Linked DNA regions of Homo sapiens: regions 1, 2, 3 and 5 are each linked to region 4. The links are chromatin contacts, found by Hi-C or POLR2A ChIA-PET in ENCODE. All regions are on one chromosome and are shown on one strand. The core of a region is the stretch at or near the end of the contact, and the rest is flanking DNA. Distances in the headings are between cores, read along the strand shown. Region 1 overlaps LINC00578 (long intergenic non-protein coding RNA 578). Region 2 overlaps LINC00578 (long intergenic non-protein coding RNA 578). Region 3 overlaps TBL1XR1 (TBL1X/Y related 1). Region 4 has its middle 67 kb from the start of LINC00501. Region 5 overlaps LINC00578 (long intergenic non-protein coding RNA 578).

The links. A loop is a pair of places that touch in the nucleus more often than their neighbours do. ChIA-PET counts read pairs that join two places held with the same protein, here RNA polymerase II (POLR2A). Pooled maps may share reads with other maps.
Region 1: a map of IMR-90 shows a loop between it and region 4 (4-fold over the local background). The contact joins two enhancer-like sites. A Hi-C loop is called at or near these places in 15 of 168 maps with a recorded cell type or tissue (CD14-positive monocyte, Calu3, IMR-90 and 10 more), 1 of 37 single-sample maps with no recorded cell type and 20 of 50 pooled maps. POLR2A ChIA-PET finds 5 or more read pairs at or near these places in 7 of 52 experiments (CD4-positive, alpha-beta T cell, H1, OCI-LY7 and 4 more).
Region 2: a map of dorsolateral prefrontal cortex shows a loop between it and region 4 (3-fold over the local background). The contact joins two enhancer-like sites. A Hi-C loop is called at or near these places in 3 of 168 maps with a recorded cell type or tissue (CD8-positive, alpha-beta T cell, dorsolateral prefrontal cortex and naive thymus-derived CD4-positive, alpha-beta T cell), 1 of 37 single-sample maps with no recorded cell type and 6 of 50 pooled maps. POLR2A ChIA-PET finds 5 or more read pairs at or near these places in 4 of 52 experiments (A549, AG04450, CD4-positive, alpha-beta T cell and 1 more).
Region 3: a map of gastrocnemius medialis shows a loop between it and region 4 (2.8-fold over the local background). The contact joins two enhancer-like sites. A Hi-C loop is called at or near these places in 10 of 168 maps with a recorded cell type or tissue (CD4-positive, alpha-beta T cell, CD4-positive, alpha-beta memory T cell, CD8-positive, alpha-beta T cell and 6 more), 6 of 37 single-sample maps with no recorded cell type and 17 of 50 pooled maps. POLR2A ChIA-PET finds 5 or more read pairs at or near these places in 9 of 52 experiments (B cell, CD4-positive, alpha-beta T cell, CD4-positive, alpha-beta memory T cell and 6 more).
Region 5: a map of thyroid gland shows a loop between it and region 4 (2.8-fold over the local background). The contact joins two enhancer-like sites. A Hi-C loop is called at or near these places in 8 of 168 maps with a recorded cell type or tissue (Calu3, IMR-90, PC-9 and 5 more) and 8 of 50 pooled maps. POLR2A ChIA-PET finds 5 or more read pairs at or near these places in 5 of 52 experiments (AG04450, CD4-positive, alpha-beta memory T cell, CD8-positive, alpha-beta memory T cell and 2 more).

The regions. Positions count from the first base shown.
Region 1 is chr3:177,613,041-177,617,762 of GRCh38, forward strand. All of the region lies in intron 2 of LINC00578 (long intergenic non-protein coding RNA 578), which reads left to right. Among named protein-coding and RNA genes, the nearest start is that of LINC00578, 170 kb to the left of the region's middle. Within about 2 kb of position 2,156, at least 9 of the 41 ENCODE cell types and tissues checked have a DNase peak (open chromatin) inside an H3K27ac peak, as active enhancers do; they include CD14-positive monocyte and PC-9, where a contact is called at or near this core.
Region 2 is chr3:177,550,833-177,556,110 of GRCh38, forward strand. All of the region lies in intron 2 of LINC00578 (long intergenic non-protein coding RNA 578), which reads left to right. Among named protein-coding and RNA genes, the nearest start is that of LINC00578, 110 kb to the left of the region's middle. Within about 2 kb of position 2,924, at least 3 of the 41 ENCODE cell types and tissues checked have a DNase peak (open chromatin) inside an H3K27ac peak, as active enhancers do; they include dorsolateral prefrontal cortex, where a contact is called at or near this core.
Region 3 is chr3:177,128,488-177,133,189 of GRCh38, forward strand. The region is part of intron 1 of TBL1XR1 (TBL1X/Y related 1); the gene reads right to left. Among named protein-coding and RNA genes, the nearest start is that of TBL1XR1, 67 kb to the right of the region's middle. Within about 2 kb of position 1,449, at least 2 of the 41 ENCODE cell types and tissues checked have a DNase peak (open chromatin) inside an H3K27ac peak, as active enhancers do; they include gastrocnemius medialis, where a contact is called at or near this core.
Region 4 is chr3:177,358,390-177,363,821 of GRCh38, forward strand. No RefSeq gene overlaps it. Among named protein-coding and RNA genes, the nearest start is that of LINC00501, 67 kb to the left of the region's middle. RefSeq lists enhancers at 46-285, 172-466, 1,140-1,981, 1,492-1,786, 3,077-3,276. Within about 2 kb of position 2,187, at least 38 of the 41 ENCODE cell types and tissues checked have a DNase peak (open chromatin) inside an H3K27ac peak, as active enhancers do; they include CD14-positive monocyte, PC-9, dorsolateral prefrontal cortex and 3 more, where a contact is called at or near this core.
Region 5 is chr3:177,513,132-177,518,397 of GRCh38, forward strand. The region is part of intron 1 of LINC00578 (long intergenic non-protein coding RNA 578); the gene reads left to right. Among named protein-coding and RNA genes, the nearest start is that of LINC00578, 74 kb to the left of the region's middle. RefSeq lists an enhancer at 3,414-4,178. Within about 2 kb of position 3,305, at least 15 of the 41 ENCODE cell types and tissues checked have a DNase peak (open chromatin) inside an H3K27ac peak, as active enhancers do; they include heart left ventricle and thyroid gland, where a contact is called at or near this core.

The sequences.
Region 1 (4,722 bases), core at 906-3,405, 250 kb after region 4:
GCAAATGTGCAATAGTTCAATTAGCAAGTAGCTACTGAACATCCTTTATCCATGTGCAGATTCTATTATAGCACTTCCCAGTTGAAAGCTTTTCATAGCTCTCTGCTTGCCAACATTATGAGATGCAAACTCTTCAGGTTGGAATAAAATCTCCCAACCTTTGCGTCATTCACTAATGCTGAGTTCTCTTCCCACACGTCCATGGATACTCACACTTCATATCTTCCAACTGCACAAGTTGTGTTTGTCTTCATTTGTTCCCGGAATCCCCCCTTCTGAATAGATGCTGCTGACTGTCCTCGTTCCACCCTTCTTTCACATAGTTAGCTGTGGAAGTCTTACTCATCTGCAAGGACTAGGTCAAGCCTGATTCATTGAAGACCACTCTTCTCAACTTCTTTGTGCAGAAGGGCCAATTTCCTTTTCTCTCTTCCTTCCTTTTCCCTTTTTTTTTTTTTTTTTTGAAAATTTCCAATCTGCTCACAGACATACAAAGCACAAAGCACAAGTTGTAATTTTTTATTATGAGATTCAGCAGGTAGAATTTCTACTTTGTCAATTGCTGTAAGAGTTTCTAAATAAATACTCTCAATTTCTGAACTTATTTCATATGGAGTAATAATGAGAGCTGGCTCTTGGATCATATTTTGAGTATCTTTTGTCAGATACTCTCAGGTGAATTAGTCTCCCTGTTACCTGCATTCACACAGAACTGTCTATACTTTTACCATGGCAAATTGTATTAGAGCTGTTTAGGTTGCTCTGCCTGTTCCATTTTAAACTTTAGGAGGACAAGAGCTTTTTTGAGTCTGTCTCCCTCATCTTGGCCCCTCTGGGCCTATTTGCCAATGAAAGGGGTTTAGTCAATGTTGGATTTTCAGCACTGTTCCCAGGAGGTGTCAGGAGCAGGAGGATTCAGAATCATTTTGCCATAGTGGTAGCCTTCAAGGAGTTTATAGTAATGTTAAATAGAAGATTAATGTTAAAAGAGAAACTTTAGCAGATTAAACCTTTAAAGAGTTTATTTGGGCAGACAGCAATTCATGAATTGGACAGCTCTAGACTGGAAGTGGTTCAGGGCTTCAGCAGAGGTGGTTGATGGAAAAGCTTTTACAGGGTGAATGAGAAAGCAGAGCAAAGAAATTATTTGATTGGTTGAAGTTTGGAAAATTGCCCTATTTGGACTATCTTGGTGGGAAGTTCAAGACAATAATCAATGCCCAGTTGGCTATGTGATTGGTTGAGCTTAAGTTTCATTTCTTTTAAATTAGCCTCTTGCATGAAATGAGGCTGAGCTAGGTTTTAGTTTCCTTAGGTAGGAACCCAGGGTTCCTGTCTAATGGCTTCTCATTTTATTATTTCAATGTTAACTTGCATAAATATATAGCAGATAGTACACAACAAATAATTGCTGAAGTTTGTGATACATCTTATGAAAATGTAGGTAGAAAATAAGGTGCCCAGTGAATGCTGGGCCAGACTTAGATTTCAGTCTATAACTTGAGAGAGACCTTCCCATTGAAGATGGCAGCCCTAAGTGGTTGTTTATATGGACAATGTACTCTGTGCTTTAGTTTGCTCCTCTTTCAATTGAGGGGTTCAATTAAGGGATCCCCTTAATTTCCATGGCCATATGATTCAGAAGTGTCAACAATGGAATAATCTACTATGTATATAGTTTGTAGAAAATAGTTAGAATGCACATATTTTTTCATCTTTTTTTTCCCAACCTGCCTAGGTGAAAATCTAACTTGGACATACTTCTTTATAGCAACATCTCTATAGATACAAATGACAATTTAGATCCAATTTATCACTTACTCATGTTAACTAATGTTCACTCCAGTCAGCTATATTGAAAATATTAAAATAATTAAACAAATTTCTGGGAGTTTGTGATAATGGGATTTGACTGGTTCTTCCTTTGGTATTTTCTGTGATGTTTCTCCTTCATTTTATTGCCAAAGTCAGAGGGATTGTTATAGTATAGGCCTGAAGCCTGCTTTCAGGATCTGTGCAGAACCAACCAACCAAGAGAGCCTTTTATTTTGTCCCCCAGTTGACCTCCTTCCAGATATGCTGAGTCCATTTCCCTGAAATGACTGAGCGGGGAGAGGTAACTGCAGCTGTGTTTGGATACCTTCTTTCTCTCCCTTGGCTCCAGCCCAGGGAAACGCACACACTCTTTCACAATCACACAAACCACTTCATTATCATATTTTTGAGGATGTTGGCCAGGGGAAAGGGCAGACCAGTCAGTAGGCTGGAAAGTTAGAAATGTGTGTGTTTATTTTTCCCTCCCCTCTCCACTGTGCTATTGGAACTGGTATAGAAAGGGAATAGTCATTCACAGTTGCCCCTTTTCAGGAGGGTGAAGTTCAGAGGAAGAAATGTTTGCATAGACATTTGATAATCATAATAAAAAGACCATTAGAAGCTCATTGATTAAACAGTTACTGCAGATTTCAACTACAACTTAGAACTGTTTTTTTTGTTTTTGTTTTTGTTTTTTTTTTTTTTTTAGACAAGGTCTCTCTCTGTTTCCTAAACTGAGTGCAGTGGCATGATCATGGCTCATTGCAGCCTCAACCTCCTGGCCTCTTGGGCTCAAGCAATCCTCCTACCTCAGCTTCCCGAGTAGCTGGAAGCACAAGCATGTGCTACCATGCCTGGCTAATTTTTTAATTTTTTGTAGAGATGGGAGTCTCCCTATGTTGCCCAGGCTGGTCTTGAACTACTGGGCTCAAATGATCCTTCTGCCTCGGTCTCCCAAAATGTTGGGATTTATAGGCATGAGCCACTGCACCTCACTAGATACTTAGGTACTTTGGAAAGAGGAGCCCAGATGGGCAAATGTATTAAGGGTTTGTCATTTATGATTGGCACTAGAGCTGTATCACATAGTGTGGAAGAAAATTAAATTAATTCTCTCCCTGTAAATGTGCTTTGTAAAATTTTAATGTGCTATGTAAATAAGTTGGTAATGTTTTCAATGCATAAAGCTGTAGCTTAGATTCAATGAATGTTTATTTTTAACTTATGAAGTGAGATTGTAGCTCATTTTATGAAAGAGGCTAACAAACCTTTGGATGTATAAATTCTGATATATCTATTGAACAAGGTATATGTTTTATTCAATGATCCGATATTGGTGACCTACTATGTGAAAATTACTTGAATAATGATAGTGAATACTTTTATGATACTATGGTTTACATGCTGTTCTTACATGGCATTAATTTATTTTGCCTCTATGAATACTATCGGTTATCACCTCCTGCAGATGAGGAAACAAAGGTATGGTTGTCTTTGACTTGGTTTTAGCGATGGAATTATAGGTTTCAAAAAATAGCATGGGAGTGCAGAGGGAAATCTAGGAGGCAGGATCTGAGTTGTGAACATTAGGAAGTTGCTAGACAAATGCTACGGTTTGAACGTGTCCCCCAAAAGTTCATGTGTTGGAAATGTAATCTCAATGCAACAGTCTTGGAAGGTGGGGCCTCACAGGAGGTAATTAGGTCAGGAGGGCTCTATCCTCATGAATGGCTTAATATTGTTATTGCAGGAGTGGATTAGTTATTGCGAGAGTGGGTTTGTCGTAAAAGCAAGTTCTGCTGCATCACTGTCTTGCTCTTTCTCCCTCTCTGTCACATGCACTCTATGAGAAATACATTTCTTTTCTTTTCTTTTCTTTTTTTTTTTGAGATGGATCCTTCCTCTGTCGCCCAAGCTGGAGTGCAGTGGCCCGATCTCAGCTCACTGCAACCTCCACCTCCTGGGTTCAAACAATTCTCCTGCCTCAGCCTCCCAAATAGCTGGGATTACAGGCGCCCGCAACCATGCCCAGCTAATTTTTGTATTTTTAGTAAAGACAGGGTTTCACCATGTTCGCCAGGCTGATCTCAAACCCCTGACCTCAGGCGATCCACCCGCCTTGGCCTTCCAAAGTGCTGGGATTACAGGAGTGAGGCTCCGCGCCGGGCCTAATTTCTTTTCTTTATAAATTACCCAGTCTGTGGTATTCTGTTATACCAACACAAAATGGACAAAGATAACAAAGGAGGTAGGAAAGTACATTGAAATGATTCCACTGTCACAAACATTTCTAAATGCTTTTCCAATGTATATGTTTTAAAATTACTTTCAAAATATGTGGCACATTTTTCAGTATTCTCAATTGTGGCAAATCTTTGGATGTGAAAGTATATTTGAATGTTGGACAAAGTGAAATATCATTCACATTCAAGTTTAGTAAATGAAACCAGTTATTTTTTCAATATTGGCAAATGGCTTAAAAAATAATACTAATATTTTGCATGTGCTTCATATATAAATAGGTTCTAAAGCTAATACCAAAAAAGTCTGAAGAACATTTTCAGCTTATCTTACAACTAGAAGCCCAAATAATAGGAATATGAATTTACATATGCAAATGAAAACCAGCTTCATTTTAAAAGTTTAATGTGGGCATTAGATGTACTTGTGTATTGTGCTTCCAAGGATCTGTGTGTACAGCTCTATTATCATACACTGCATTACAGGTGGGTGTGAGTTCCACCTCCAGCCTGTGAGATGCCTGCAGGGAGCCATCCTGAGTCCTCCGAATTGACACAGTGTCTTTGGGGTAGGAATTTCCCAGTGAATGCTTACTTAAATGAATTCAGTAAGTGCGTTTTGATTTTTCCATAGATTGACACAGTGGAACAGTGGCTAAGAGATGAT
Region 2 (5,278 bases), core at 1,674-4,173, 190 kb after region 4:
TTACTTTAAAACAATAAAATAAATGAATAAATAAATAAATAAATAAATAAATGACAGTTGCTGCTTATGATAAGACTTGCTTCATCTCCCCTCTTACCTGTTTGCAAAAGGGAAACTCTGATTTGCTTCCGATGAGGCTGGTGGGTTCATTTTCTATTCAGCCAAGCCTATTTAAGAAAGTAATACTAGTAATCACCATGACAGTAACTACTCTTTCATGAGCACTTACTATTCTCTAGGTAGACACCCATGAAGTTTTTGTGCTTTGTCTCACTTATTCCTCATGACAAACCTGGGAGCAGATTGTAGGAGAATTCAACACACAGATGAAAAAACCTGGCCGGGCGCGGTGGCTCATGCCTGTAATCCCAGCACTTTGGGAAGCTGAGGCGGGCAGATTAACTGAGGGCGGGAGTTTGAAACCAGCCTGGCCAACATGGTGAAACCTCGTGTCCACTAAAAATACAAAATTAGCTGGGCATGGTGGCGAGTGCCTGTAATCCCAGCTACTCAGGAGGCTGAGGCAGGAGAATTGCTTGAACTCAGGAGACGGAGGTTGCAGCGAGCCGGGATCGCGTGCCACTGCACTCCAGCCTGGGTGACAGAGTGAGACTCCGTCTCCAAAAAAGAAAAAAAAGAAAGAAAAGAAAAACCTTGCTAACTTCGTTTTGAACTAAGAACTAGAGCTCTCGGGTGGCGTTGTGGGTAGTCTACTGCACCTCTACAGAGGTGCTTCCTGTGTTCTCTTTGTTCCCTCTTGCCCTTCCTCTACTCAAATAAACAACATTAAGCAAATAAACAGAAAAACCAAAGTGTTTCCTCTTTAATAAAGGGATTCAAGGCCACCAATTTAGTTTGCACACACAGTGCACTTCCCACCTCCAGAGGTCACCAAACATGAGGACTACCTTGCTATTGGTGCTCCTTGGAGCAGTGCAGTGTGGTAGTTCCAGGAACCTTCCATTGTATCACTTGTCTTAAAATAATAGGGACCCAACTCTGCCCTAGGATGTACCAAGATGATGCTTTGGGGGCACTTATAGTCCAGCCTTACTATGCAGGTTGCTTTTAGCTTGGCCCTAGTCCGCGAGGTGGGGTCAAAGCAGCACCTAGAACCTTCTCATACTGCAGATAATACACACCTGCATATGCTTTCTTCTTTCGGGTGCTTTGGCTCTACAAATTTGTGAACTTGAGCTGTCTATAAGATGAGAGTTATTTAACATCATAAATGTTTCTCTCTCTTTAAAAAGAGGAACAGCTTTGTATAAAGATCAACTTTAAGAATATATGATGTCATTATGGTATTGGTTTGCTGAAAGCCTAATAATTGGATTATATTGTGGGTTGTCATTAAGTAGAACTTCACTGTAGATTATAGGAGAGGCTTAACTTGAGTCACAGAGCATTTTGTGGGTTTGTTTTCTCCCCAGAGAGCCAGGCCACCCTCTTGTGTGAAGTAGTTTTTTTTTTCTTGGAGTTACGTACAAGGATGTACCATGTCTGCCTTTGCTGTTTTTATTCCAATGAATAAGAAAAGCTGCTTTTTAATCTGTTTAATTCATTTTCACAGATCAGTGCATTTGCAAAAGTGGAGAGCAGAGACATGAGGTGAAATGGGGAGCCCTGACAAAAGCAATCGGCAAAGGCACAATTTACAATAAATGAGAATCTTGGAATTCTATTGCCAAATTATGCACACCTTTCCAGAAAGAGCAAGTCACAGCAGATCAGATAACTGGCTCACAATTAGCACTGACAAAGAGCAGAATTGCACCCTGTCCTGTTCCTTTTATTTGTTTCCTGTGGGTGTCCATGATGGAGAAGCCTCTGGGAAATTGTGAGGGGATTAGTTTGATTGGAAAGAAGGGGAGAGAAGGAGCTGACGTACAGGGAGGAGGGCCTGCATCATTTAGACCCTTTCCAGGGCTCACTCCTCTGTTGCCTGGAGGCTGAAAGTCTGTTGGATCTTTCAAAGCCAGGAGGGGCTATAAAATCACCTCAGTTGGACCCAAATGAATTAAAATGACCAGTTAACTCCCTTTGAGGACTTTTGACCAAAAAAGGGGCTCAAGGCCTGGCCCACACAAGTTAAGAATACTCCATTGAAAAAGGAAGAAAATCTCAGTATATAGTCCTCATATTTTTGCACTTGAGGGTTCAAATAATGATAATACAACCAAATCCTGAATGACTCAAAGATGTTCATATAACCACATAAATGTGTATTTTTGGGAACTGGGCATAATGTTAATATGTGAAATTGTGGCTAATCCAATGTTCCAATTCTGGCCTTGGATCTCTGCCTCTGTGTCCCTTTGGGCTTCCGCCTGGCTCCATTCTGCCTCCCTTCATTCCTGGCACAACTCTATTGTTTTCTAGTCCAGAACTTGATGTGGTCCTTGCAAATCAGAGAGCCAGATGGACAGGGAAGGAGGTAATATTGAGCCATCTCATTTGTCCTCACAGCATCCGTTTGAGGTAGAGAAGGACAGGAATTAAAAATGACATTATAGATAGACACACTGAAGCTCTGAGAAATCAAGTGCCAAGATGGTGGTGACTGGAGATGAAAACCTAAGGCTTCTAACAGCCAGCCTGAGACTCTCAGACTACATGAAGCTGCTAGCATACAACAGGAAAACAGTAAAGCTCGGTTAATAGTTTTCTTAAAATAATCAGTAGACCACATCCTAGCTAAACATAATGGGAAAATAGACAATATTTCTCTCTCTTTGTTGCATTTTTCAAGCTAGATTTTCTTTTTTACATCCCCTGCCTGGTCAAAAGCATCTGGAAAAGCAGCCAAGCCAGTGCCCACTGTTTCCCTTTTGTTCTCACAAAATAGAATTGCAAACTGAGATTATGCATACAACCTCCTGAGAGTGCAACTGTCCATCCCTGAAGCTGTCTCTCAGCACTGAGCCAGCCCAGTCGGCACCACTGGGCACCAGGCTCTGCCAGGGAAGGGTTTCAATACAAACATCAGGCAATGTGGGCTGCCAACCCAGGCTTCATCACTAAGTGCTGTCCACGTGTTCTGTAGAGACTTCTATGGAGGGGGCTATTTTCTTCTAGAAATATTGCTGGTAAAAAAGAGTCAATACCAGGACTTTAGTATCCTTGTGTAGCTCATGTCTATTTCAATGCTCTTGGATTTCTTCCTCCCAATTGTTATTGTCTCTCCTAGAAGCTTCCTACATTGAACCTTGATGACAGAAAATTGTAATGGAAAGAAAAATCTCTGGCCTGAGAGCTCTAAGACCTGGGTTCTTTTTAATGTATCTACGAACACATTCTATTGCTAGGCCGTTTATCTGGCAGTATGATCTGTCCTAGGGAAATTTTATTCTTAATTAAAAACATTGGTTTTAACCTCAAGGAACTTCCAATCTAATTTAAAGAGACAAGGCGTATGTAATTGTTCCTTAGTTAAAAAATTAATATTTGCAAAATGACTGTTGGTGGTCTAAGGGTTGCTTTTGTCTACCAAGTTAATTCAATTTCAGTGATTTTTTTAATTTATTGTTTACCCTTACTGAATTGCCTTGTTTTAATCTTTGTGGTACAGCCATTGCCAGCTGTAGACTTTCAGTGCTGAAGGTACTTGGAGTTCAGCTCTTTCTTTTTGCAGACAAGGGCACTCAGATCCAGAGACATCAATGCTCTTGCAAGTGTATAAGACACATCCTCTTCCAAATGTATAAAAAACTCACCTGCATCTAATAAGTCATAGTTACTGACTGAACAAGGATGCAAAATACTGAATTGCTTTCGGGCAGCCATGTCTACAAAAGAGAAAATACATTATTTTGTTCCTATAAATGTAGTATAATGCATCTCCAGTAGATAATTAGAAATTTTAATATATAGTAATAATCTGGAAAAGATAAATTTTAAAGAAATACCAGTTATGTCTGTGCAGACAGCATAACTGTTCACTTTCAATAAACATATGATGAAAGTACATAAAATGCCCCCATTCTTCTGTGAAATTATGTATGCAAATGCATCTTATACACCAAAAAATAATTGCAGTAACCTTTTAAATCTCATATAACCAAAGTGGCCTTTGCAAACACTCCTTGCCCCTTCAGAAATAATCACTTGTAAACAATACTCAGAATTAACAGGATTTCAAAGTTTTTTTCCTCTATTACTAAAAAAAAGCCATTGCAGAGAGGGCAAGGAGCTGGTGGGTGGGGAGTGGGAAGTCTCAGAGTTAAGCGCTACTGCTGCCAGAATTCCACACCCAGTGGCTGGTTAGTGACTCAATGTTGAGGGCAATTGAGACAGAATCTCAGCTGGTGCTAAAAAAAAAAAAAAAGGAGTGCAAATCTGCTCTCAGCAAGTAACAGCCTCCATTTTAACTTGGACCAACTGGGTGGAACTGCCCTTCCTTCCTAACCCACACAGTCCTCTGCTACACTTGACTTTCTTTTTATTCTGAATTTACCAGTGAAAAACACAGATGGGGGCTGGGAAGCACAGTGGGAACTGCCCCAGGCTGCACTCCAGGCCCCAGACCTGAATGGGAACTATGTCATTAGTCCATACATTGCTCTCTGGGTTTTCCTTGGCTTGTAAAGTACTTTTTGACTTATATACATTAAAAACAAAAAACAAAAAAACAGCTTGGTGTTGAATTGGGCAGCAGACCTGTCTGTTTGCTCAGCTTGATCTAAATTGGCTTTTGGTTGAAACTTCAGGTGGCTTTTCAGTTTGTCTATGCGCCTCACCCTCCAGGAAGACAACTTAGCCCCTATTTAGCATTTTTGCTGACAGAGAACCAGCAGGCTTGCTGTTTGAACCTACATTTGAATGTACTATTTGGCCAAAAAAATTAGAAAAAAATCACTCCTTTTAGATTTGTTGGATTTGGTTGCTTTATTTTTGGCCCAAATGCTCCTCTGTCATATTGTTTTACATTTCTCTGTAATTCACTCTTTTGTGGCTCTTTCAGCAGAATTCTCTCTGCATTGTCAGCTTTTATGAACAAATGGGAGACAGTTTGAATTATGAATAGAGTGTTCATCCATCACAATCCAGTGACAGGCAACACCTATAGACTGTCCACAGCACACAGATACTACCTCCATGGAAGACTGATTTTAAAAACAAAATTATCCCTTAATCTCTTAAATCAATCAAACCTTCACACTTAGTAGTTAGTGTGTCAATGATGAACATATGTATCCTCCTAACAAAGTAATAATCATTACAGTGCAGGTGCAATATTATATATTAATATCATCAGTTCAAAACTTTACACAGTGTA
Region 3 (4,702 bases), core at 199-2,698, 230 kb before region 4:
CTCAGTCCCCCAAGTAGCTAGGACAACAGATGCATCCCACCACGCCTGGTTAATTTTTGTATTTTTAGTAGAGATGGGGTTTTGCCATGTTGCCCAGGCTGATTGAGAACTCCTGAGCTCAAGCAATCTGCCCCCGTCGTCCTCCGAAAGTGCTGGGATTACAGGCGTGAGCCACCGTGCCCAGCCTGAGCCACCAAACTTGGCCACTTATGACACAGAGCAAATATCTTTTCTATTTCTTGGGGAAATTTCTTGGGGCATTTTCACACAACTCTCTAAAGCTTCTAACATTTTATCCTTGAATGTTGAATGTCATGAAATATCTCTGATAGAGTTCCTTTATTGTGAAGTTTTTGGCCAGTGACACTTCCTATGAGGCCATCGTCTTTTTCATCACAGCCACTTTCCTCATTTATGTCCATAAATTCACCTTCACTAAGTTTCTCCAGCTGCAGATTCTCGCAACACTCTCCCCATCAGCTATTTCTTCTATAACTCCACTTACACGTGATTCAAATTTCATGTTCAGCACGGTCATTTTTAGAGGTGGTTTTTGCACTTTAATCTTTGATGACATTAAAGTGTAATCTAAGGGCTATGGGATGCTCAAAAGACAGTAGGCCCACAGGAAAAAAACAAGTAATTGAGAAAAAAGGTAAATGGCCACAAAAAATTGTATTATACTTTTTTTAAAAATCCTTTATGGCAAGAACTATCATATGCAAAATCAAAAGCAGGACTAGATGAAGAAAACAATTACAACTCATATCTGAGACAATCAGCTTCCTTTACATGTAACGAGATCCAGAAGAAAATGATTCCCTACTCAAGGATACAGAATGTAAACAGCTTACAGAAAATAAAAATTTTAAAGCTTAAAACATTAAAAAGTGCTCAACCTCCTTGCAAGAGAAATGCAAATTAAGATTTCACTGAGAACTTCTGATACGATTTGGATGAATCTCAGTAAAATAAATCTCTTATAATGCTGAGAAAAACAAGCCATAAACAAGAGCACACACTGTATGTTTATATGAAACACAAGAATAATGAATAGATACTTTAAGTCAGGATAATGGTTACCTTTCCAGAGGCTGGGGATAGAGTAATGACTGGTATAGTGGTTACACAGGTTTGTCCAATTTGTGAACTTCACCATCTGTAGTCTGTACCTTTTAATGTATTCTGCATATCATAATGAAAAGCATATCTTAAAAAAAAAGTACAAGATACCGTTCTTTATCCACCAGTTTGGCAAAGATAAGAAGTTTTATAACACTCTATAGTGTTATAACACACACTGGTGGTAGAAATATCAATAACTACAACCTCCATGAAGACAACCTGGCAGTGAAATTTAAAAATGCACATATCCAGCAGGGTGCAGTGGCTCACGCCTGTAATCCCAGCACTTTGGGAGGCCGAGGCAGGCAGATCACCTGAGGACAGGAGTTTAAGACCAGCCTGGCCAACACGCCAAACCCGTGTCTGTACTAAAAATACAACAATTAGCTGGGCGTAGTGGCGTGCGCCTGTAGTCCAAGCTACTCAGGAGATGGAGGCTGGAGAATCGCTTGAACCCAGGAGGCGGAGGTTGCAGTGAGCCGAGATCACGCCACTGCACTCCAGCCTGGGCGACAGACTGAGACTCCATCTCAAAAAAAAAAAAAAGAAAGAAAGAAAAAGAATAAATAAATACAATAAAAATGCACATATCCTTTGACCGTGAAATTCTACTGTGGGGAACTTATTCATCAAAACGTTTGCACACATGCAAAATAACTTATATACAATGTTATTCATTGCTGCATTATAAAAAGAAACAACCAATTCTCCATCAACAGGGGCCTGGTAAAATTATAATAAAGTATTATTCAGTCAAAAACAACAACAACAACAAAAACAAAACAAGAAACTCTTCAGATATCGATTTGGGAATGATCACCAGGAAAGACAGTTAGGCAATAAAAGCAGTGCATATAATATTCTACAACGTTTTTGGGAAATACATTGGGAGACAGCATATTACGTACTTTTCTGTATATAGTAACATCATCTCTGGAAGGACACATAAAAAACTAATAATACCCGTCACTCCAGAGAGGTGAACCAAGTGGCTAGGGGACAGATGTGGAAAGGTTTTTTGCTGTATACACTTTTGTACTTTTTAAATTTTGAACCATATAAAATGCTCAAGTGTTCAAAACAAGTTAACAAGTTAAAAAAATAATTACCTGAAAGGGAGGCAAAAACAGACCTGTAAAGAGATTATCAAAGCCCAGACTAAAACAATTGTTAACTCCTCAGAAAAGGTCCATCTAGAAATGTTTTGAAAGAAAAGGCCACCATATTTGGGGTTTAGAGGTACTGTGAAATTGGTTAAATTACTGAGCCGGACACAGAGGCTTGCACCTATAGTCCCAGCTGCTTGGGAGGCTGAGGTTAAGAGGATTGTTTGAGACAAGGGAGTTAGAGACCAGTCTGGGCAACATAGCAAGACCCTGTCTCTAAAATAAAAAATTTTAAAACGTACTGAGGCTTATCACGCAGTCAGTAGCACAATGGCAACAGAAACTAGGTTTCAGAGAATATATTGAGAACTTCTTCAGCAAATCGGGAATCCATGTCAAGCACAATGGCAACAGAAACTAGGTTTCAGAGAATATATTGAGAACTTCTTCAGCAAATCGGGAATCCATGTCAAGCGTAGGAGACACTTCAAAGAGAACATACTGAATGCCTAACTCTTCATTCAAAGACACATAGCAACACACACAAAAAAAGTCAAAAGCTATTTGCCTAATCATAAAGACCCTTAAGAGAGAGTCCAGGAAAAATAAAGAAATAGCAAGATGGGAAAGAGAATCACACTCACTTTTACACCCATTCCTTAACACTCACTGCCTCCTGAGCTCAATACTGCATAAAGTGCCTGGTCTTCCAAAGATACTTATTCCCACACCTAAAAGTTGAGAAAACAAAAAAAAACTAAATTAAAAAAACACATTGTCATTCTGAATATCTTTTTTTTTTTTTTTTTTGAGACAGAGTCTCACTCCGTTGCCCAGGCTGGAGTGCAGTGGCGTGATCTCGGCTCACTGCAAGCTCCGCTTCTCAGGTTCAAGTGATTCTCCCGCCTCAGCCTCCCAAATTACAGGCATGTACCACCATGCCCGGCTAATTTTTGTATTCTCAGTAGAGACAGGGTTTCACCATGTTGGCCAGGCTGGTCTTGAACTCCTGGCCTCGAGTGATCCACTCTCCTTGGTCTCCCAAAGTGCTAGGATCACAGGCGTGAGCCACCATACCCGGCCCTGAATATCCTTTGTCAAATCTTAAAACACATTAACGAATTCATCACATCTTCCAATAAAGACAAGATTCCTGCTCTACTGGCATTTACATTCTAGTGGAAGTTTAAAAAAAAAAAAAAAAAAGGAAACACAAAGCACTCTGATTGTTAACCCCAGAAGGCTGGAACTGTCCTGTGTACATTCCTGAAATAAGAGAGGTAATGGCATGGCACTGATACCTGGTCAAAGTACCAAACATACTGATTAATAATGTTGCTCTGAAACCATGAATCCCAAGAGCTATGGCCTGTCTGTACCGGCTTGTCAGCATTGTTTACTGTTAACAGTGAGACTGATGGTTTGCACCTGGTTTTCGTGAGCCCCTTGAGGTTTCTGCCATTAAGGCTGGTTATGTAGCAAAAATATGCCTATGTGGCCAGCAGGAATATAAGCCCCACTGAGATTCCACTATGGGATCCCTGGTTCCAAGGTGTTCTCTGCGCACATCAGTGATCCTGATCCAAGAAAGAAAGATATCCATATGGCCCTACAGAAGGGGGACAATTGAACCTCACACTTAGCTCCTTCAGGTCCACTGATGGGAGGCACCCTTTGCTTGTGATGTGCAACCTAACTTGAAAGCACTTGCTTTAAGTATCGTTTTTCAGCAATAAACCACAGATTGATGAGCACTGTTACTTTGGATCATGTGACTTTTCTTTAGCAATCAAACCTTGTCCAACTGCCACTGTTAACAGAGATGGGGGGAAAGAAAGGTTAACAGATTGTAATAACAGTGGTTAAAAAAATAAAACCGAATGATACGATAGTGGAAAGTCATAGAGACAAAATGGGATTAGAGAACATGGCCAGGAAAGGAGATGGGGAACATGAAATGAGGTACAAATGACAAGAATCCAACAAAGTGACAACCAGGGATAGGCTCTAAGGAAAGAACAAGTTTGATTCCCACAAAAGTAAGGGTGGCTACAGAGTGGCAAGCAATAAACAAATGGCAGGAAATTAAATCAGAGGCAGGCAGGGGCAGATCACAGAGAGCCTTATGAATTCAGATTTCCACCCAATAGCTTTCTTACTGTTCTTGATGCCTGTAACTGCTCACACCGCCCTTCACCCTCACCTCAACAATACATATACTACCCTCCAGAATGAATGCTCTGAGATAAATACAATCATATAATTTCACTACTTAAAATAAATGAATCGGCCAGGTGCGGTGGCTCACGCCTGGAATCCCAGCACTTTCAGAAGCCAAGGCAGGAGGATTACCTGTCAGGAGTTTGAGACCAGCCTGGCCAGCATGGCCAAACCCCATCTCTACTAAAAATACAAAAAACTAGCCGGGCATGGTGGCGCACATCTGTAATCCCAGCTACTCAGGAGGCTGA
Region 4 (5,432 bases), core at 937-3,436:
CCCAGCCTGTCTGGCTGTGGCTGAGGCTCTATCTTTGTTTTCTGCTCGATCTTTATCTCTGTTTCTGCCTTCAGATTGGCCTTGCCTCTCCTCTCCTGACCATGGGAAACATGGTCATGTATGTTATAATATCTTGCAGTTTTAGCCCTGGGGAGAAACTGACTTTTTCACTTCCAGTTTCAAAATTTCCCAAGAAGGCTTTTGATTGGATTCAAATATGTCAGCTCTTCCCGCTGGGACCAATCCCCTGTGGCAAGGTGGGGGAGGGAAATTTGAGAAGGGCCGTGAATGGTCCAGCTTAGGTCAGAGGTACAGTTTCCACGTCCCCACCCCCACCCCCGCCCCGTCAACAAAACAGCTCTGCCCTGTAAGCCTGTGGGTGTGGGTGAAGGTGGAAGTGGGTCGGAAGAGGCTGCGGGCTCCACTTTGCCAGGAGTGTAGGGGGAAGGGCTGAGTTGAGGAAACAATGGGTCTAGCACTTCTGCTGACCTTGTTTTCAGAAACAACCACAGGGCCTCTGGCCCCAGTGGAACTTGACTCATAAAGGCGAGAGACTTGACTATTGAAAAAGGTCTCCTATGAAATCTGAATTTCACTTAATCCTCAGAACAACTGTTGAGGGGGTTGTTACTACTCCCATTTTAAGACGCGGGCTGTAGAGAGGGTAACCACCCTGTCCACATTCACACAGCGAACACGTGGTGGGGCAGGGCTCAAGTCCAGGCGATTCCAAAGTCCCCCCGTGCTGTTTGCGCCACGCGGTGCTCCCACCAAGCCCACTCCGCGGGGAGAAAAACCATAGGCCTCGGAGGAGGAGCGGCTCCTCGCAGTGGGGTGGGGCAGAGGCCAGCATGAGGCCTTGTTCACTGGAGGATTCCACAGGCCTGGAACGGAAAGAATGAGAGCTCTGCAGGCAGGCAGAGCCCAGGGCGCCCAGTGCCCCCAGGCTGCGACAGCCAAGTCGGTGGGCGCGCATGGCGGGGCTTGAAGGAAAGGTCCAGAGCCGGTGGGAAAGGCCACGCCCCGGGGTAGAGCGCTTCCTTCCAGATCCCGGCCTTTAACTGCAATTCCGTTTTAAGGGCAACCCTGCCCGGTTCACACCTAGCCTTGAAGATGACAGATTGCACTGTGAGCAATTTGCAGGGTGAGAACGGGAGCCTACGACTCCGCACCTGCACTGCCAGAGCCATAAATGCAGCAAATCATGGCCTATAAAATGTCACCACTGCTGAAGTGCAATTTTCCAGGGGTCTTCTGCAGAGGGAACTCCACCACGGAGAGCGACCCTCGGCTCTGCAGCCTAAGAGGAAGGCCCCTGCAGGGTGGGGGAGGGAACAGGGAGGTCTTCCTCCCCATCCCCTTCGTGCCACTGCTCCCCCCTTTGTGACCCCACTCTGCCACGTGGTAAAAGCTTCCGGGGGGAGGCATTAGTTATTTCTGTCTGAGGAGTTTTTGACCAAACGTAAACATCAGAGGAGCGGGAACCCGAGCCCCGCCTGGGCTGGGCGGCAGCGACCCCGACGCCGCGGCGGCAGAGCCGGAGCTCGAAGCAGCCGCCGCTGTTGCGAGCCGCCCCTCCCCCGCCAGGCTGGCGAGCCCATTTTCGCTTGGCCGGTCTCCGCGCTGCCGGATGGATTGCGCCCCACCCCCGCTCCTCTGCTCAGTCATTCAGACTTGGAAAGTCAATAACACGCTGACATCATCAGGGGTTTGTGTATTATTACACGGCTACTTTCCAGAGTACCTGGCATTATCTAAGAGAGGAGCACTCCGGCTGCCCAAGAAAGGGCCTGAACTGGGAGCTTGGCGGCCTCGGGGAGGGGCGGCTGCTCAGAGCCAGGCCTTTCCCTAGTGGGGAGGGCATCTGCAAGGCACAAATTAGAAACAGACTATGAGCTTTTGCTTCACTAAATGCAGATGCACTTTAGATATCGATACATGCTTCATTTTGCCTTCGGGTGCACTTATAAATCATCCTTAAGTGACCTCTATTTCTACCAAAGACATCCACTTGGTCTTTAAGAAGCATTCTTAGTGATCCTCACAAAGGAAAAAAAAAAAAAGGAGATATCTTCTGTGACAGGAAGCCAAAGGCTGATTTTCTTTTTTTTTTTTTTGAGACTCTTGGAGTGTGTGTGTGTGTGTGTGTGTGTGTGTGTGTGTGTGCGCGCGCGCGCGCGCGATTCTCTGTTATGTAATCGCCATCACGGGTGATTAGGTCTTCTAGGTCTTTCCCTCCAGGGCTGAACTGGATGGTTTGGTTGCTGTGTTTTTCTTAAGCCTCACACAGGGCAAACACACATGAAAAACATGTCCCAGATTTATGGCGCAAAACTGCTCTCCAAGCAAATTGCCTTAGAAGACTGTCTCGGTTTTGGAGGAAGGAAATAGATGAATTTGTTGCTAATTAAGACTCCTTATCTTACTACTCTGGCATTTCCTTTTTTCTAGAACGAATTTTTAAAAATAATTTTATGTAGTTTAGATGTTCCCTCCCTTCCCCCTTGCTGTAATGGTACTTGAAATAGCTTAAATAACTAATTGTATAGACAACTGTACTTTTGTTCTACACACACACACACACACACACACACACACCAGTTAACGTGAAAGGCAGTAACTCATACAACATGGTACCTTTTCTGTTTGGCCATACAGACTGTTTCCTTCTTTACACACACAGGGCTGATCTCATTTAAATTCTCTTAGCATCTTAAATTGCAAAAAATGGCAGCCAGCTGAAAACTGGCTACCTGGAGAATTACAAGGGGAGAGAGCTGTTCTTTGGCCTCATCTTAATCTCTCTGTACCTCAAGCAGGGAGTCCATCTCTGATAAAAGTCTTTAGAGCTCCCCAGGAGGAAGCGAAGCAGACATGTTTTTCAACAATGTAACAATTTCCCTATGTGTACTTGATCATTTCGGGAGAACTTGTAGTAGATTATGACTACTTCCCTCCAGATGGTCTGACGGAAAAACTCTCCCACCAGACTTGCACTTCTAAAATCACTTCCCCAGGCCTGGCCCTCCCACCCCACCCCCATTTCCCCTTTCGGAGGTGCAGGCAGCTGGGGAGGCCTGGAACACCAGACCTCCAAGATGGCCCAGCATGTGTTGAGTCTGGAGGCTGAAGCTGCTGAAGTGGGGAAGGGTCGGGGCACTCGCCTCCAACTGGGAGCTATTTACCTAGGGGGTTTCCCTCAGCTCAGAGAGGAGCATGCAGACCTGACAGTCTGTCTTTTTGGTTCTCAAGATGAAGAAACTCTTCAGTCTCTAAGCACTTCCGGTTTTTAGCCCAGCTGACCCTCTCGTCTTTGCCTTAGCCTCTCCCAGACACAACTGCCTACTATAGGGATCCGTGCTAGGGAAGGACGTGGGCCACCTTGCTTTGGGTGCTGAGCTTCGGCAGCGGGCAACGGACTTCCTACCCTAGAGTTTCTGCCTAAGCAGGGGAGGACAAAGTCTGGAGGATCAGCTTGGATAGAACCTGATAAGTAGGAGGCAGGCTACCAGTTGCCAAAGTTCAGCACCCCTAACTAGAGGCTGACAAGGTTCTTTGCCTAGCAAGGAACCTTATATTTGGCAGAGGAGGAGAGAATTCAGTGAAGAAGAGCCATGTTGGGGGGATGGAGGAGCAGGAGTCTCTGCCCTGGACAAGCTCAGTGTGTTGGAACAGGTAGACACAGAAATGACCGCCTGAGAGCATGCCCTCTGCCCTTCAGTGAGGGCCTCTAAGGGGCTGGTCCTCCTGTGCTGTGGGAGGGAGAAGGAACTCCAGGTGACCGTGGCATCAGGCTATTCCTCCCACAGCTGGCCCTGGAGGAACCCTGGTAATCTGATGGGCTAGGAGCGGTCCTCCGGGAGTGACATTATTTCCCCCGTTCCTCTGGTTCTTTACTGCCAAATATTTGTCAGCTGGAAAGAACTGGTTGCATTTTGATTCATAGGCTTGTCTCTTTCAGGCGGTCCATGTGACGATTCTAGACACGGAGATTCAGTTATCAAATACAGCATCCTCCAGTGGTCCGCTTGCTTTGATGAAGACCACAGCAATGCTTCTTAAACTGTCATGGGCAAGATTTTTAATCTACTGCCCACTGATATTTTTGTTTCTAAAAAATTAGGGAAATAAAACAGATGTATAAGATACAAGCCAATTTTTTATTATTAGATTCAGAAAATTACATGACAAAATTACCCTGTCAAACTGTTATGGCTATTTCTAAGTGTTATTCTCAGTTGCTATGCACATCTCATTGTGGAATGCAAGAAACAGTTGTTGAACCTGGGACCACACTTCCAGTTGCACTGGTGCAGACATTGAACGTGGATTTAGCTCCCATTTGTATTTAGGTTAGCCTGAACAGTTGTTTTTAGAAAAGTTGGATTAAAAATCCAGAGGATTCACAGGAAAATCCAGCTTTTCCTGAAAAGTAAAAAGCTGCAGGCAACAGAAGCCTTGTCAACAATTGGGTGGGGCTGGATAGCAGCTGCCCCTTTGAAACCCGGCACACAGCCTTCTGTTGCCTACAATTCCAGCCTCTCCCTCTTTTCTCACCCATAGGCAGGTTCCCTCATTTAAGCTACTTGCTTGACTGCAGAAAGCATTTGAATCTGTGTATACCTTAGCAGGATATCCACTTGAAATGAGCTGCTTCAGTATTTTTCTAGCCTCCCCACAGGGAAAGACCACTCTGCAAAGGTCAACGGAACCCATCCAGTGTGGTTCCGAGACTGGAGGCTGTAGTGTAGTACAGAGTTGCTGTGAATCACTGGGTGTCCTAGATATTCTCTAGATAAGTGGATCATATACTTCACATCTATATGGGTTAAAATCTTTAGATGCTATTTTGATGAATATAACAATTCATTTAATAATTTTAAGTGTTACTGAATACCTACTAGTTTGTTTTTTTGTTACTTGATTTTTCTTGGTTAATAGGTATAGAAAGTAAAACTATGACTGCTTTTATTTTTAAAATGTTCAAGAAGGGATACTTCCTTATGAAAAGGTTAGGGGACTGCTATTCCATATTAGTTGTCAGCATCACACTGTTTTGTGCATGTACCCCCTAAAAGAATCTTGAAAAACAATGTATTCCGGGCTCTTTTTAAAAATGATAGCTACAGTTTGGCATCCTAAGTGGAAGTTGTTGCAAAGGAAATAATATCTAGTATATTGCAAAAAGTTGACATTTTAACATAACATCACTTTAAAAAATGTATCCAATAGGATCCAAATACCACAGCAATCGGATACCCATCATCGTTCACTTAAAAAATTCATGAGCAAGCTCTTCTTTAACACTGGCAGGTTTTATATCATTTTTTTCTCCTCGAATTGATGTAGCCATATTTATATCTCATCAACAAAATAAATATAAATTTTAATTAAAAAATTATGTGTGATTATATGGCTCTAAGAGTAAAAGA
Region 5 (5,266 bases), core at 2,055-4,554, 160 kb after region 4:
AGAAGAGGCAGGACATGCCAAGCATTGAGAAGTCAAGGAAAGACTAAGAATGTATGAAAGAGAAAGTAAGTCTGGGAGAGAAGGTTTTAGAAACCCACACGAGTTGAAAGTGAACGTTGGATCAAAGTTCCTGAACGGGTGGAATGTTGACATTGTTTGGGAGACCATGAAAGGAGAGATGACCTTTTCATCAGAATCAGTCAAAGCTGGTTTAGAGTTTTGGCTTTGCCACACAATGTGACCTTGAGTAAGGCACAGAGGTTGTGTGGTCTCAAGTTTCTCCCTCATTAAAAAAAAAGGGGGGGAGGAATTTAACAGTTTGGTTAAAAGGGTCTCTAAGTAAGGCTTCTTCCAGCCCAGAAATTCTCTGCTTCTATTTTAAATGAAAACAAACCGGACTTTGGGATTTGTTTCTTGGACTGTGGGAAGGGGGCAGTCTCTATTGTGCAACCATGGATTTAGCCTATATTTAGATTCATGCTTTGGGATTATTACTTCTGACAACAAGTCATCCTGCAGAAGTCCACTAATAATTTGAAATAAGGACTCTGTGTTTCAAAATTCTGAACTGTGATACTGCTTCAGTTTATTTGAATGAACAGTGGTGATATAATCAGCTGCAAATATTTCTTTTCTATCCAGGACATCTGCCATGTTTGACTCGTAACAGCAATCCATAAATGTGGAAGGCTGCGCCATCAAGCATTCTTATTTCTCTGTAGGTCTTGTCATTAATGAGAACTTTGGTTGAGTTGAAAGGGACTGGAAATCTGAGGAAAGCATGGGACTAAAACCCCAACAAATGTAAGCAATAGCTGCTTAATTTGAAGTGACACTTTTCTGTGTTTGACATTTTTGGCACTGCAAGCTGGGATGTTTGCCACTGGAAAGTCAAAATGCCTGCAAAAACAAATGCCCAGTTTTCAGATATCTGGTCTGTATCATTTATTTTTAATACTAAATGTGACATAGTGTAATGTTCTATCGATTAAATTAAACTGCACGAGTGAGGGAGATAGAATTTCAATCGAATTCTTAGATGAAAAATGAGCTGCCTGTCGTAGAATTTTCCTGGCAATCGTCTAACATCCTGATAGATATTGGCTGGCTCCACTGAAACAGCTGCAACCTTGCAGCCATCAAGCTATGCCTAAACAAGGGGCACCCCCATTCAGGAGAAAAAATGTCTTGGGCCTTTAAAGAAGAGGGAAAGGATTTCTTGGTTAGTCGGGAGCTTTACAGATTGATTTTCCCCCTCCATGATTGACATCTTCTTCTTGGAGACTTTGTGTGTTTTTTTGGTGAAGTCATTATGAGATGCTACACAGCTGCGATGTATGTTTAGAAGAGGCACTCTGCATTCAGTCCTACCGCCCTTCCCAATTGCCTATGAAACAAGAAAGTCTATTCATGTTGCTATCTGCTGTTTAAAGAACATTCATGTGTCTCAGGCTGGTGTAGTCCAAATATGATGCGGTAGGAAGGTGTTAGCAAAATTCAAGATCCTAAGGAGACATTTCTGGTGGGATAACAACAGTCTGACGAGGAGCTACATTTCCTGTCTTAGCATGATTTATATTGTTCCTTGCCCCCACGATGCGGAACAAGAATAACATTTTTACAAGAGACCTATATTTCTGCACAAAGAAGGGTGAGGGTGGGTGGCGTGAGAATCTCCTTGGTGATGCTTTGTCTGGAAATTCCTCCTTCTTATTTGGCAACTTAGAGAAACTGGGAGGCAGGGATGTTGAGAGAAATATGACAGGGTAAGACCATTTGGGGCCCAGCAGATGTGCTCAATTGAAGTAGGACATTGCAACCCATGAGGTCAGTGACCTTGTAGCTATGCAGCCAGGGCATAGTTCCCTAGAGAATGACAAAGGCTTGAGATCTGTCCTTTAAGGATGGATGGTCAAAGGTGAAATGCAGCCTGGAGAATCCAGACTGGGAGTGCCACAGGAAGGGAGCACTATGGGTCAGCAAGGCCTGGGAGACAATGTGCTTGCCTGGAACCGGAGCTCAGCACAGGTAGATGCAGTGTATAAAGTGCGAGAGACAATCAGAGGAGGTGTGAGTTTCCCTCGGAGGATAGCAAGGAGGGGCTCTTTCAGCAGTATAAAGCAATGTATGAACTGTACAGGCAAAGAGACAAAGACAGATGGAATATACAAAAATATAACCCGTAAATAGCAACAGTGGTGGCAGGAACAACTAGAACAGTCAGCTCCATGCATTGGAAACTGAGCTTAAATAAATTCGGAAGGAATAAACTATTAGAAACATGGACTCCAGAGAAAAGATGGTGCAAAAAAACCCAAAAAACCAAAACCAAAACAAAAAAACCCCCCACAGAATAGATTATGTCTTAGCTTTATAATAGAATACTATGAAGTCATTGTAAAGAATACATAGATTTATTTGCTTTCCTATGAATGTCAGATATATACTAAGTGAAAACATTATGTCCCAGACAGTGTACTCTGATCAATTTGTGGGAAAAAACTGTATATATACATAGGTATGTGCATGAATATGTTTGTGTTTATATGCATTTATGTCTGTAATATTTTTCTATGCATATTTACATGTATGTGATATATGGCACATTTTTAGAAGTTTTTGTAAATCTTCTAGTAGTTTTAGGAAACAATTCAGAGAGGGTCAAGTTGAGATGGGGGAAAGATTAGAAGAGAATATGAAAACAGAAACTTTAACTTTATCTCCTTGTACACCGTTGGCATTTTTTTCTTTTTACACTAAGTGTATATTACTTTAGTAATGATAACAATGATGATGACGATGGCAATGGGCAACAATAAATCACAAAGCAGAACTAGTGTGTATGTGGCAACTTTGTTTCTGTTCTCATTAAAGGAAGCTAGAATAATTTAACAATTGCTTAGTGAGTGACCAGTAATTCACCTAGCTGTGTGTTACTCATTGAAATGTGCTATAGAGGGGACAAAATTAAAATCTGAGGATACTTAGGTATGCTATACCGTGTTTTCATCCCTCAGTGAATCCTTTCATGTCCAAAGTTCTGAGTGTACCCTCTCAGTCAGCACAACCAGAAATTCTTTGGCTGAGCTGACACTGGCTAACCTTGCTGCCGCGATGCACGTGTCCAGGTCGGGCCTGTTGATTCCGGCTGGGGTGTCTCTAGTCACAGAGGTTCCGGCCACACAGCTGGTGCCAGAACAAGGGTCTGGCTCTTCTGTTAATCAGCCTTACTGAAATGAGCTGCAAACACAACCGAATGCTTGAGCTGACCTATGATCCTTCTGATTCAGGAATGTCTCATTTAATGCATCAACGGGCTTGAGTCTCCCCTTCCAGTGTGGGAGAACATGAACTACTTACATATCTTCTTAGGCCGGAAGGAGGGAGGCATTTCTCAAAAGCTATTCCTGAATGTCTTCCTCTTGTGATTTTAAGGGAGGAGGAGGCTTGTGGGGGTGGGGGATGGATAACATTCTTCAGTTTCTGGCTGGGATGCCAGCCCAAAAATCTTTTATTTTTTTTTTCTGCACCATATGGATACAGGAAAAATATAAAGGATGTGTTCTTTGCCCTTGAGGAATTTATAATCTGGTTGGGGGGCAGCCAAACTGCTGCTGGGTAGCCTCAGATCGGGTGCAGCATGAGCTGGTGAGAGGCCGTGTGTGCTGTCCCAGCAGGCCCCAGCTGTTCCCTTTTCTCGGGGTCTCGGCCTGAGCTCCGCCTGGGGCTGCAGGTCAGTGGGCTGCAGGCAGGCACTGTCTCATTTCTTTTGTTTCATAGCATTGGTTTTGGCCACAGTCAGGAATTTTTCAAACTAAAAGCTTCTGGTGAACAGTCTCTGGTTCAAGTTCACAAGCCACATCATTAATCATGAATAAATGGTTGTAGAACACCCTTTCTCTTGCCAGGGAAAATACAGAGAGTTATAAACACACAAACAAATAAACACACAGCGCCCCCAACTAGAAAATTGATACCTTCTGTGGCCAGGGCATTTTCAGAATTGGAAGACTTTAGACACCACCAGGTTAAGCCCTGTCATTTCAGTTTAGGGACAGAGAAGTAAAGGCCCATGTTCCATCGATGAGAGATAATCTATTAAATAGCCCATATTTTCTGACTCCTCAACCAGTATTTTTTCCCATGGTAGAATTTGAGAATGCCTGTTAATGTGGACTGAGTTCATGTCATTCCACTGTATGTAAAATGAGAGGAGATGAATTTCTAAGTGATAGCTTCGTTTTTACTTTTTGATTAGGTGACTACCTAAAGGCAACATGAGCAGTAAGAAAATAAAAGTTTTTTTTTTTGTTTCGAGACAGAGTCTTGCTCTGTCTCCAGGCTGGACTGCAGTGGCACGATCTCCACTCCCTGCAACCTCCGCCTCCCGGGTTCAAGTGATTCCCCTGCCTCCTGAGTAGCTGGGACTATAGGTGCGCGCCACCACACCTGGCTAATTTTTTGTATTTTAGTAGAGACAGGGTTTCACCATGTTGACCAGGATGGTCTTGATCTCCTGACCTTGTGATCTGCCCGACTTGGCCTCCCGAAGTGCTGGGATTACAGGAGTGAGCCACCATGCCCAGCCAAAAAATTTTTTTTTGAGAAGGAGTCTTACTCACTGTCACCTAGGTTGAAGTGCAGTGGAGACATTTCAGCTCACTGCAACCTCCACCTCCTGGGTTCAAGCGATTCTCCTGCCTCAGCTTCCCAAGTGGCTGGGATTACAGACACGCCACCACGCCCGGCTAATTTTTGTATTAGAAAATGAAAAGTTAATTTATCTAATTGGGTTTTTGTCTCTGTCAGGTATGAGAACAGAGTAAAGATGGGCTGGGATGGGGAGAGAGAAGGGCCTGGGTCTGCAGATTAGATGGCCCATCAGAGCAAGTTAGGGGCTGAGGTGGGTTTATAGCAGAAGCAAGAGAGATAACATCTAAGTGAAGGTGGGAAAGAGCAGGGGCTGATGTCTGGCAGCGGCAGCAGGGAGCGGGGATCTGTCAAGAAGAGAACCAGCAAGACTCCAGTCCAAAAGGACTTGTGACCAAGGCAGGGATTCAGCCATGGGAAATGAAGAACATCCCCAGATACTGAAATGGGCTGCTGAGCCAAGGACTGAGTTATGAGAAGTAAGGCAAAATTTTAGAACTAGGCACAGAGTTCTACCTGGATCAACAACAGGGCTCACTAGTGGAGTTGAGCCTGTGGAGTCTAGAGTCTGTCAGGTTGGGATTCCTTAATTTCTTCCAAACCATGAATGGGTTCT